2 separate regions of the Homo sapiens genome follow, and region 2 is linked to region 1. A link is an interaction called in ENCODE POLR2A ChIA-PET data of the cell type or tissue named here. Cell type or tissue: PC-9. All regions are shown on one strand. Links, peaks and the distances in the headings refer to the core of each region. The heading gives the core; the rest is flanking DNA. Region 1 has its middle 3.1 kb from the start of SNHG26. Region 2 overlaps HYCC1 (hyccin PI4KA lipid kinase complex subunit 1).

Region 1 (6,117 bases), core at 1-5,000:
GCACCAACCAAAAAGTTGCCGGAAGGCCCCTCCGGGTCCAGCACCCGCCCCGCCCGCGGGGCCCGGAGGCCCTCGCGCGCCCCCTGTCGGCGGCCCGGGCCTTCCCCGCCTTGGGCCCCCCCCCCCACCCCACACGGCCCCGGCTCCCACTTGGCCCCGGCTCCCACTTTGCCCCGGCCTCCGAGTCTGGGGAGTCTGCCCCAAACTCTCGCTGGCTGTGATGTCTCTTTACCTCGTTGAAGGTCAGAGGAAGCTCCTGCCACTCAAATAATGTTAGGTGTCTCTGGTACCCACTCCCCTCCCTTGCCTGGTGTTTCTTAAAGTCTTCAGCCACGCCCCTGGGTGCTTCTTTCAAGACTCGTCTAATTACGTAGCAGAAGACTGGCTCCCGTTAAAGGATGTGAACATTAGCGGAGGTCGGGGGTGCAAACTCATCGAAGAGGGGTTGAAGCACGGGGAGGACTCCTGGTGCCTGGAGTGCTGCATGCTTAGAATGATGGCCACGGCCCGCAAATATCTTGCCCCCAAAGCACGTCTGTGTCATTGGACTGTGAGGAGGAAGGGGAGAAGGTATTCTGACTGCAGTAAAATAAGCAGGTCTGTTGGCTGGATGCCTAAGCAGCACTACATATAGAACATGAGTGTTAAGGACTGAATTTGTCCCCACTCCCAAAGACATTGAAGACCTAACCTCCAGCACCTGTGAATGCGACCTAACTTGGAAAAACTGCGTCTTTACAGATGTGGTCAAGACGAGATCATTGGGGTGGACCCTCCTAATTCAACATGACTGATGTCCTTATCACACGGTGTCAAAATGCCACTTGAAGACAGAGACACACGAAAATGTGGCGGGACAGGGGCAGATCAGAGTGATGCAGCTGTAAGCCCAGGAATGCGGTGGATTGCCGGCCACCACCGGAGAAAGGCTAGGAAGAGGCAAGGAAGGACCCTCCCCTGCAGATTTCAGAGGGAGCTTGGTGTTTGGTTCTGCTGACACTTTGATTTTGGACTTCTAGTCACAAGAAATGTGAGACAAAACATTTCTGTTAAGTCACCGAGTGCTTTGTTAAGGCATCCCTAGGGAATTAATACAAGGACTGTGGGGACTTTCCCTCTGCCGTTCTGTGTAAAATCTGGCCATAAAGACATTATTTGACTTCCCTTGTTTGACTGTAGGTCATAAGACCCCCATTCCAGAGGGAGTCCTGTCCCATACCCAGAAGGAAAGAGTGCATGCTCAGAGAGGCCAAGAAGAATCCAGACAGACAGGCCTTGCTGGGTTTTCTCCCTCTATTAGTCTTAGATCATACACTTTTTGTCCGATCACATTTCTACGTCACTGCCCATACTTTGTTGAACCTAGGCATAAAAATGGATAATTTCCCCTGTATCTTTGGGTCTTCATTTGAAGGATCCCGGGTATACACATTAAATACATTTATATGCTTTTTCTCCAATTAATCTGCCTTTTGCAAGTTGATTTTTTAGTGAACCTTAAGAGGGCAAAGGGAAAACTTTCCATGTTGGCCCCTACAGATTGCTCAGTGCAGCAAATACTTATTGAGTGCCTATTCTATGCCAGGTGCTGTGATTGGTGTTGGAGGGTGTGAAGTTCAATGAGAAACTGCCCCTGCACTAAAGTGAGGAATATAAAATGAGATTCACCCACTGATAGAAGCCCATGAAGAGTGCCAAGGGCACAGCATAAAGCCACAAAGCCCAGCCTGCTAAGGCTACAGGAAAGGCTTCCAGAAGGAAGAGGTACCTATTAGTACAATGAGTGTAGCATGACCAGCAGGAAACTCATATGCTGCATGAAATTTAGGAGAGGAAAGAAGCAAAGAGGCCAAGAGAGTTACAGAAAAATCATAGGATAATAGAGTGCAGGGGACTTTAATAGGTCATCTAGGATTATTCTCTGGTGGGTGGAGCTGGTCTTAGGGTGTTGTCATGCAGAGTTGCCATGATGGTGCAATGTAGGCTCCATGAGAACTCTGTTTCCTTCTCTACTGAATCCCCCGAATTCAGTGTAAACGCCTAGAATATATTTAGATAAGGGGAAAAACTCCTTATCTAAATATCCTTATCAGAGGAAGAGATTATTCCCCCAAAGCAGTTCAATATTCATACCATAAAACTCTTCAAGGCTGATAATGGGGCAGTAGTGGGGTTTTATCCCAGGCGGTAGCTTCCTTGGGTCACCTTGAGTGTGAATTTATTCCTGTATTCCCAGTACCTGGCCTAGGGCTTTGCACATTGTAAATGCTTGATAAAACCTACTGAATTTCCTTTTCTTGCTGTCCATTTGACTTGTCTTTCACACATGTGGTGAACTACAGATATTCCCTGACTTACAATGGTTTGATTTATGTTTTTTTTTTTTTTTTTTACTTTGTGATGGTGCAAAAGCAATACGTAGCTCAGTAGAAAGTGTGCTTCAAGTATCCGTACAACCATTCTGTTTTTCACTTTCGGTACAGTGTTCAATAAATTACATGAGATATTCAACACTTTATTCTAAAATAGGTTTTGTGTTCAATTGTTTTGTCTAACTGTAGTGTAATGTAAGTGTCCTGAGCACATGTGAAGTAGACTAGGCTAATGGGATAATAGTAGACTGGGATGTTCGGTAGGTAGGTGTATTAAATGCACTTTCAACTTACCATATTTTGAACTCACAGTGGGGTTATCAGAACATAAATCCATTATAAGCTAAGGAGCATCTATGCTTGGAGAGTAGGAATCCCAGGGCATTGGGAGGCGTTGTGCACTTCCCTGGCTTGTTTTGCTGCTGTTAGTGGGGAGCCTTTTCCCCCAGTCCCATGCTTTTCTGTAGAGGAGCTTCTCCCAGACAATGCCCCGGGCCTTTTACTCATTCTTTCCTCATTCCTTTCCAGAGAAGGAAGGAATTTCAATACAATTCTGTGCCAACATGAATGCTGAAATCATGCAAACTGTGGTGGTCCTGTTGGCTTCCATCCTCTGCCTGTCACCTGTTTTCAAGGTGGACAGGTGCAGACTATTATTTCCTCTGTGGGACTAGGGGAAATGGGTGTGGTGAACTGCACCCAGCCATTTTTGTGTTTTTTCGATGGTCAAAGTGGAATTAAAAATAATGTCGCTCCCAGCACTTTGGGAGGCCGAGGCAGGTGGATCATCTGAGGTCGGGAGTTTGAGACCAGCCTGACCAACATGAAGAAACCCCATCTCTACTAAAAATACAAAATTAGCTGGGCGTGGTGATATATGCCTGTAGTGCCAGCTACTCGGGAGGCTGAGGCAGGAGAATCACTTGAACCCGGGAAGCAGAGGTTGTGGTGAGCCGAGATTGCGCCATTGCACTCCAGCCTGGGCAACAAGAGTGAAACTCTGTCTCAAAAAAAAAAAGTATCTCTCATTAACCCTGCAATAACATAATCCTGGAAGCCACTGAGGGTTTTCTCAGCTCAGTGTATAGTCAGTCAATTGGGGACATTGTAAGTGTCACTGCCTTAACTTTTGTGCTTTTCTTTTTTTATTTCTTTTTTCTTGAGGTGGGGTCTTGCTCTGTTGCCCAGGCTGGAGTGCAATGGCAGAATCATAGCTCACTGCAGCCTTGACCTCCTGGGCTCAAGCAATCCTCCTGCCTAAGCCTTCTAAGTAGCTGGGACTACAGGTGTGTGCCACCGTGCCTGGCTAATTTTTTTTTTTTTTTTTTTTTGTAGAGGTGGGGTCTCACTATGTTGCCCAGGCTAGTCTTGAATCCTGGGTTCAAGCAGTCTTCCTGCCTTGGCCCCCCAAAACACTGAGATTACATGTGTGAACCAGCATGGCCTGCCACTTTTATGCTTTTTGATGGTCAAAACGGTATTAAAAATAGTGTCTCTTGGTTGGGCGCAGTGGCTCACGCCTGTAATCTTAGCACTTTGGGAGGTCGAGGTAGGTGGATCACATGAGGGGAGGAGTTCAAAACCAGCCTGGCCAACATGATGAAACCCCATCTCTACTAAAAATTAAAAAAAATTAGCCAGGCATGGTGGCGGGTGCCTGTAATTCCAGCTACTCGAGAGGCTGAGGCAGGAGAATCACTTGAACCCAGGAGGTGGATGGTGCAGTGAGCTGAGATCATGCCACTGCACAGCCTGGGTGACAGAGTGAGATTCTGTCTCAAAAAAAGAAAAAAGAAAAAAGTCTCTCATTAACCCTGCAATAACATAATCCTGCATTTTACCCAATTTAAATTTTTGGCCGTCACTTATGTTGGCAGGTGACATCCACTGGCTCATCTTTCTCAAAAAAGAAACACATCTATTTGAAGGCTGCAGCTATGATGATTCACTCCCCTTTTCTTCCCTCACTGTCCAAAACCAGCATAAGGCAATGATGGCCCAAGGTCTAGACTGGGATGGGGAATAGGGTGTCTCAGCTCTGAAGACACAATCTGAACAGTAATAAAGCTAGCACCTTAATTTCCATTCTTTCTTATGTCTGAGTTGGTTCTGAATGCAGAAGGAAGGGAAAGTGCATTATTTTTCACCCTCCCCCTATCCTACCATTGCCTGATCCTTATCCCCAGGAGGATCTAAGACTCACATGTTATCGACAGACTAACCTCAGACATTTGCTTTCATGAATTAATTGGCCCATTCATTTACTCTTGTGTCTGTGTGTAGTGCACATTTTAGTGTGTTGTTGCAGTGTAGAGTCAGAATATAAAGCAACTACAGACATTATTTATGATTTAAAGGATCACTCCAGTTGGGTGACATTTTAACTGGGGTCATTGGGCTGTTTGCCATGAGCAGGTCTCTGCCCAACAGCTTGCCTTTTCCAAGCAGCTGTTGGCTTGTTTTCAAGCCAAGAGAAAATGTCTGCCCTTGCTGAAGCATATTGGTTTCATCTGCTTAAATAAACCCATGTGGCTGATTTCAGCAATTAGAAGGTACACACGTGAGTATCCTGGAAGCCCTGGGATATGAGTGCTCTGATCCCCACGTGGGTACAAAATGGCCTTTTGTTTCTGATTCTCATATAGGTACAAAATAGCCTGTTAAAAAAAATCCCGACAGTTTCGTTATTTACAAACATGAGCATTGTTGTTCATGATACTTCTAGAAAATACATGAATAGAGTATAAAACAGAATTGTTACATATTTAACTATATCAAACATATTACCTTAATTGATAAGAATGATCAGATTTGCTGTAAAACAAATAAAATACAAACATTTTTAACTCCATATCCTTCCTCAATGAACTGCTTATTTCTTTGTTTCTGCTTATAGCAGAACTCCTCAAAAGAGTTGTCTGTATTTGTCTCTAATGCCTTGCTTCCATTCTCATCTGAATCCAATTGTGGTGGGCAGCCTCTGAGATGGCTCCTAATAATCCCCATCTCCTGCTATTCAGGCCCTTGTAGAATCCCTTCTCCTTGAGTCTGGGCTGCACACCGGAAGTGATGGGGTGGCATCTTAGAAAAGATGCTAAGCATTGTAAGTCATTAGGGAATTGCAAACTGAAACAACACTCAGATCCCACTACATACCTTCTAGAATGGCTGAAATTCAAAACACTGACCATTACAAATGTAAGTGAGGGTGTGGAGCAACAGGAACGCTCATTCATTGCTGGGAATGCAAAATGGTACAGGCACTTTGGAAGACAGTATGGTGGTTTCTTACAAAACTAAACAAACTCTTACCATAAGATCCAGCAATTGTGGTCTTTGGTATTTACTCAAAGAAGTTGAAAACTTATGTCCACACAAAGGCTTGCACGTGAATGTATTAGCTTTATTCATAATTGCCAAAACTTGGAAGCAACCAAGATGTCCTTAAGTAGGTGAATGGATAAATAAACTGTGGTACATCCAGACAATGAAATATTATTCAGTGCTAAAAACAAATGCTCTATCAAATCACAAAAAGACATGCAGGAGCCTTAAAGGCCTATTACTTACCAGGTATGGTGGCTCACACCTGTAATACTAGCACTTTGGGAGGCCAAGGCAGGAGGATCACTTTAGCCCAGGAGTCCGAGACCAGCCTAGGCAACATGGCAAGACTCTATTTCTATAAAAAATTTAAAAATTAGCCCAGCATGGTGGTGGGTGCCTGTGGTCCCACCTACTTAGG
Region 2 (5,000 bases), core at 1-5,000, 83 kb before region 1:
TATTTAACTTTTGTATCCTAGATCCACTACGGCCTACTGAAAGCCTATCATGCATTTATCTTTAAACTTTTACTCTCTTCATTTAGCCAACATATTTCTACTTCTATGTTGCCTGCTGTGCTGTGTAATTTTCTACAAACATTTTCACCTCCAAATCCCTTGAAATGAAACCCTCTGGAAGAGCATCACCACTTTTTCTTCCTCTATTCTAATTCCCCTCTAGTTTCCCCTCTAGTTTAAGACTTTTGTTTCAATATTTATTCTTTCCTTAAGCCTTTAAATTCATTTATATCCACCAAGTTGAATTTGATGAGACAGGACATGTTTGAAAGAAGGACAAACCAAACAAGCAAGCAAACCCATGAATACTCGTACAATAGGACATAATATACATTTCCCAGTTCCCTGAAGGGGTAAAATTGAGACTGGTTATACAAGCAGTATTGCACAGCATGCTGATACTAGCTAGACATAGCCTACAGTGTTTCAGCTTCACTCAAAGATGGTTCTGGAGGACAGTGAGGAAATGAACTTTTTCCAGCGAGAATAAATATGAGCAGTATTTCTAGTCTGCTTTGCACCGAAAGTGAGCCATCCCAAGATACAGATCTACACCATTTATACCTGGCCAGGTGGTTGGAAACACAGACGTAATAAGATTGGAGGATGAGTGACAAAAATTGGGAGCTAAACATATTGGACTTCTTAAAATAGGCTCAGATTGCAAGAATAATTGTTTCCTACAGACATATTAAACAAAGGCCCTGTGGTGAAGGAGGTGCTAAATAATCAGATGGTCAAGATGACTTTGAGGATATCAGTAAATCTCTTTGGTATTCCAGCCTTTGTTCAAACAGTTTATGGGCAAAGCGGCTATACTGGAAGGATAGGGCTACACAGGAACTTCAACAATACAGGCCTCCTTTCATCAAGGCTGTCCTTATTACTGCCAGGAGCCGAACTGGCCAGCAGCAGTGACCATCCTAAGATACAACATCTGAGGGTGACCAGATAGTTAGTGGCAGATTGATTATATCAAATATTTTCTTTCATGGAGAGACAACTATTTGTCCTCATGGAATAGAGCCTTACTCTGGATCTGGCTTTAAGTTTGCCTTCCCTAAGCACCATGCTTGTGTGTGCAATAATAAGCTTCCTGTTCACCATTATGATTTTCCCCAAAATATTGCTTCTAAGAAACTTATTTTACAATGTAATCAGTGAGGTAGAGGTAGAATTACACTTTCAGTCATGGGAAACTAGGTAATTAACATCAAAATTCCCATTGGCAACTAGATAATCCAGCAAAACTCTTCAAAACATGAAAATCTAGGCCAGGCGCAGTGGCTTATGCCTATAATCCCAGCACTTTGGGAAGCCGAGGTGGGTGGATCACCTAAAGTCAGAAGTTCAAGACCAGCCTGGCCAACATGGTGAAAGCCCGTCTCTACTAAAAATACAAAAAAAATTAGCCAGGTCTGGTAGCACATGCCTGTAATCCCAGCTACTCAGGAGGCTGTGGCAGGAGAATCGCTTGAACCTGAGAAGCGGAGGTTGAGGTGAGCCGAGATAGCACCACTGCACTCCAGCCTGGGCAACAGAGGAAGACTCTGTCTCTAAATAAATAAACATGAAAATCTAGAGAGGCAAGCATTGGCACAACTTCTTTCCTGGAGGTATTGGCTGATTCTAGAAGCATTTAAGGGGATAAGCAGTGCTTCTTACTGCTCCAGGATATTAGGAGGACAAAAACTGAATGCCAGTGCCTGCCAAGTCATAAAAGAGGGCTTAGGAAATTCCCATGCTTTGGGCTGGGACCCAAAAAAGCTCCACCATAGGAGTAAGAGTGAATTGGAAGTGCATCAACTCTCCCCCATACACAGGGAATTCAGCACGGATTCAAACCATCCCAATTCCTGAAATCAGATTAAAAATGATCCCCTAAGTGCTTGGTAATAAACAAATCCTCTGTGGAGGTGGAAAAAAAACCCCATCATCTTAAGCCTCAAGTTCTACAATTTTTCAAATACAGTCTTCACAAGAGAAAAGAAAAATAACCAGACACTTCTATAGCAGAGCAACACTCATTGAGAACAACAAGCAGCTTTGGGTAAAATTGCTTAAAACCTCTGTTTGAAGCCATTGAAGAACTTTCAGCTAAACAGGACTCTAGAAGACAAAACGCCAGAGAGAAGGTGTGCAGAAAAGAGTTAACATAAGAGGCTGAGATGCTATCCTTAGCCCTGATTTTAAAGCTGGGCTTTGGCTAGTGTCTGGGAACTTGGATTACCGGAATGTTCCCACCATTCCCTAACTGATAAGGGGGTTTACTCTTTGTAAACTATATAAACAACATGGTTTATGCTGAATTCCCGCTTTGCTTCTAGGAGTCTGGAATTATGATTTGTGCTGGGCAGAGGGTGCCTCTATCACTAACTTCCAATACAAACTTTGGGCAGTAAGACTCTAACGAGCATCCCTGGCAGACAACATTTCACACCTGTTGTCACAATTCAGTACTGAAGTAATTAACCACAGCCTGTGTGATTCCACAGGCAAAGGATTCTTGGAATCTTGTGTCAGGTTTCCTCTGGACTTCACCCCATGTCCTTTTCCCCTTTGCTGATTTGCTTTGTAGTACTTTTCTCTAATAAATCATAGCCATGAGTATGACTATATGCTGAGCCTTGTGAGTGCTTCTGTTGAATCACTGAACCTGGGGTGCTGGCGTGGTCTTGGGGACTCCCAATACAAAAGTATTTTAACCAGAGAAGTGAGCAGACATTCTGCAGCTACTTCTTCCATTATGGAATTTGCCAAATCTGGGTAAAAGGCCCAAGAAGAGAGTTACTGTTAAGAATCAGAGAAGCAAACAAGTTATGGAAACCACACAGGACTGGAGAAACAAAAAGAACAGGGCCTTTAAACCAATCGCACTTGGGAGAGCAGAGATCCTAGTAAGACAGGAAGTTCAGAGAAGTGAGCCTGGCACTTTCCTTGTTTTCCTCTTGAGTATTTGCTGAATTCTTGGATTGCTCAGAGAGGGAAAAAAAAAAAAAAAAAAAAAAAAAAAAGAAAAAAAAGAGGCGGAAACTTGCTGAAAGCCAGAAAAAAGATTTTTAGTTTTTATGCATCATGGCACTGAGAGATAAAAATGTTATTTCACAACCCTTCAAAAGGGAAAGCCCCTAGTACATATCCCAGGATCTCATTTAAGAACTCTGTAGAGATACAAACAGGAGAATCAAAGTAAATTATACCTTATAAAAATTGTAACTTAGCTTCAAGTCAACTGAATGATTGATTGAATTAATGCAGTCTGCCTGCCACCACTCTATCTTCCCACCAGGAATATATCATCCAGACACTATAAAATGTATCATATCTAATAGCTAACATTGTGTCAAAAATTTCAAAGAATATTAAAAATCTGAACTATGAGGGAAAAGGCAATAAAAACATCCACAGATGACCCAGTTATTAGTGTTATCAGAGACAGACTTAAAAAATAGCTTTGATTAATGAGTAAAGATGGAGAATTTCATGAGAATCAGAATCTATTTTAAAAATTCAAAATTCCAGAATTAATGCAAAACATACATATTTATGCATATTGAAGAATGGATTAATCAAAAGAAAGAGATTGTCAGACTGGATTTTTTTTCAAAAGATCAAACTATATGGTGACTACAAGAGACATGCCTTGGATTCAAAGACACAAGACACAAATAGGTTTAAAATAAAAGGATCCAAAGTGCTATACCATGCAAACAGCAACCATCTAAGAGAGGCAGAATGGCTACACTAATATCAGACCATTAGACTTTAAATCAAAACAAAGAAAATTGTTATTAGAGATAAAGAGAAATTTTATAATGATGAAAAGGTCAACTATCACAAAAATATAACAATTATGAACATGCATGCACCTAACCCCAAAATACACGAAGCAAAAATTAACAGAATTGAAGGGAGAAACCGACAATTTGGTAGCAGTTGGAGATTTCAATATTTTACTTTCAGTAATGGATACAATACCTAGGTAGAAGATAAAGATTTATCACAATAATTCAAGGTTGATGAATTAGCTTCCTAGAACTGTTGTAACAAAACACCACAAACTGCATGACTTAATACAAGAGAATTTATTCTCTCATGGTTCTGAAGGCTGTGTGAAATCAAGGTGTCAGCAGGAAAATATCCCCTTTGAAGGCTCTAAAAAATCTTTTCTTGCTACTTCCTAACTTCTGGTGGTTCCTGGCAGGTCTTGGCTTGTAGCTGCATCACTCCAATCTCTACTTCTGTTGTCACAGGGCTTTCTTTCCTGAGTATTTTCATATGACCTTTTTATAAGAACACCAGTTATTGGATTTAGGGTTCACTCTAACCCATTATGACTCCAACTTAGCTAACTACATCTGCAAAGATTCTATTTCCAAATAAGGTGAAATTCTGAGGTTTTAGACCAATGTGTTTTGGGGGATCATCATTCAATCCCATACAGTCGTCCCTGTGACTCCCCAAAATTCACATTCATCCCACATGCAAAATACATTTACCTAATCTCAGCATCCTTCAAAGTCTTAGCCCATTCCAGCATCACTTATAAGTTCAAAATCTCATCTAAATATCATCAACTAAAAAAGTCCTAAATCTCATTATCAAAATTAGGTATTGGTGAGAATCTGGGTATGGTTCATCCTGGGGAAAATTTCTCATCTGTGGACCTGTGAAACCAGAAAATAAGGTATCTGCTTCCAAAATACAATGGTGGGACAAACATAAGAGAGATATTTCCAATCAAAAAGGGAGAAATTTGAAGGAATAAAGGGGCCTCTGTTAGCCAACAGGTTTCCTGATTCCATTAAGATTCAAGATGTAAGAATAATTCTCTGTGACTTGGTGCTCCATCTTCTGGGCTGCAGCAATAATGACCCCATCTACTGCATCCATGGCTCAGTCCTTGGAGCCAGACTTCTTTCATTTTACCCCATCTTTAC

Evidence for each region. Peaks named below come from ENCODE experiments on the same cell type or tissue, not always from the same donor. Only the 100,000 strongest peaks of a DNase experiment are listed, where the experiment ranks them.
Region 2: POLR2A ChIA-PET joins it to region 1 with 7 read pairs; 9 of 35 experiments call an interaction of 5 or more read pairs at or near these places.

What each region holds. Positions count from the first base shown.
Region 1 is chr7:22,848,093-22,854,209 of GRCh38, reverse strand. No RefSeq gene overlaps it. Among named protein-coding and RNA genes, the nearest start is that of SNHG26, 3.1 kb to the left of the region's middle. RefSeq lists a silencer at 1-155. In PC-9, for the core only: a CTCF peak has its summit at 76 (motif pointing left); a DNase peak (open chromatin) is centred at 2,899; H3K4me3 peaks cover 371 bases; H3K27ac peaks cover 11 bases.
Region 2 is chr7:22,932,281-22,937,280 of GRCh38, reverse strand. HYCC1 (hyccin PI4KA lipid kinase complex subunit 1) reads left to right here. Exons shown (of 11, transcript NM_032581.4): 11 at 1-3,070. Among named protein-coding and RNA genes, the nearest start is that of SNORD93, 78 kb to the right of the region's middle. In PC-9, for the core only: no CTCF peak of the experiment used is centred there; no DNase peak of the experiment used is centred there.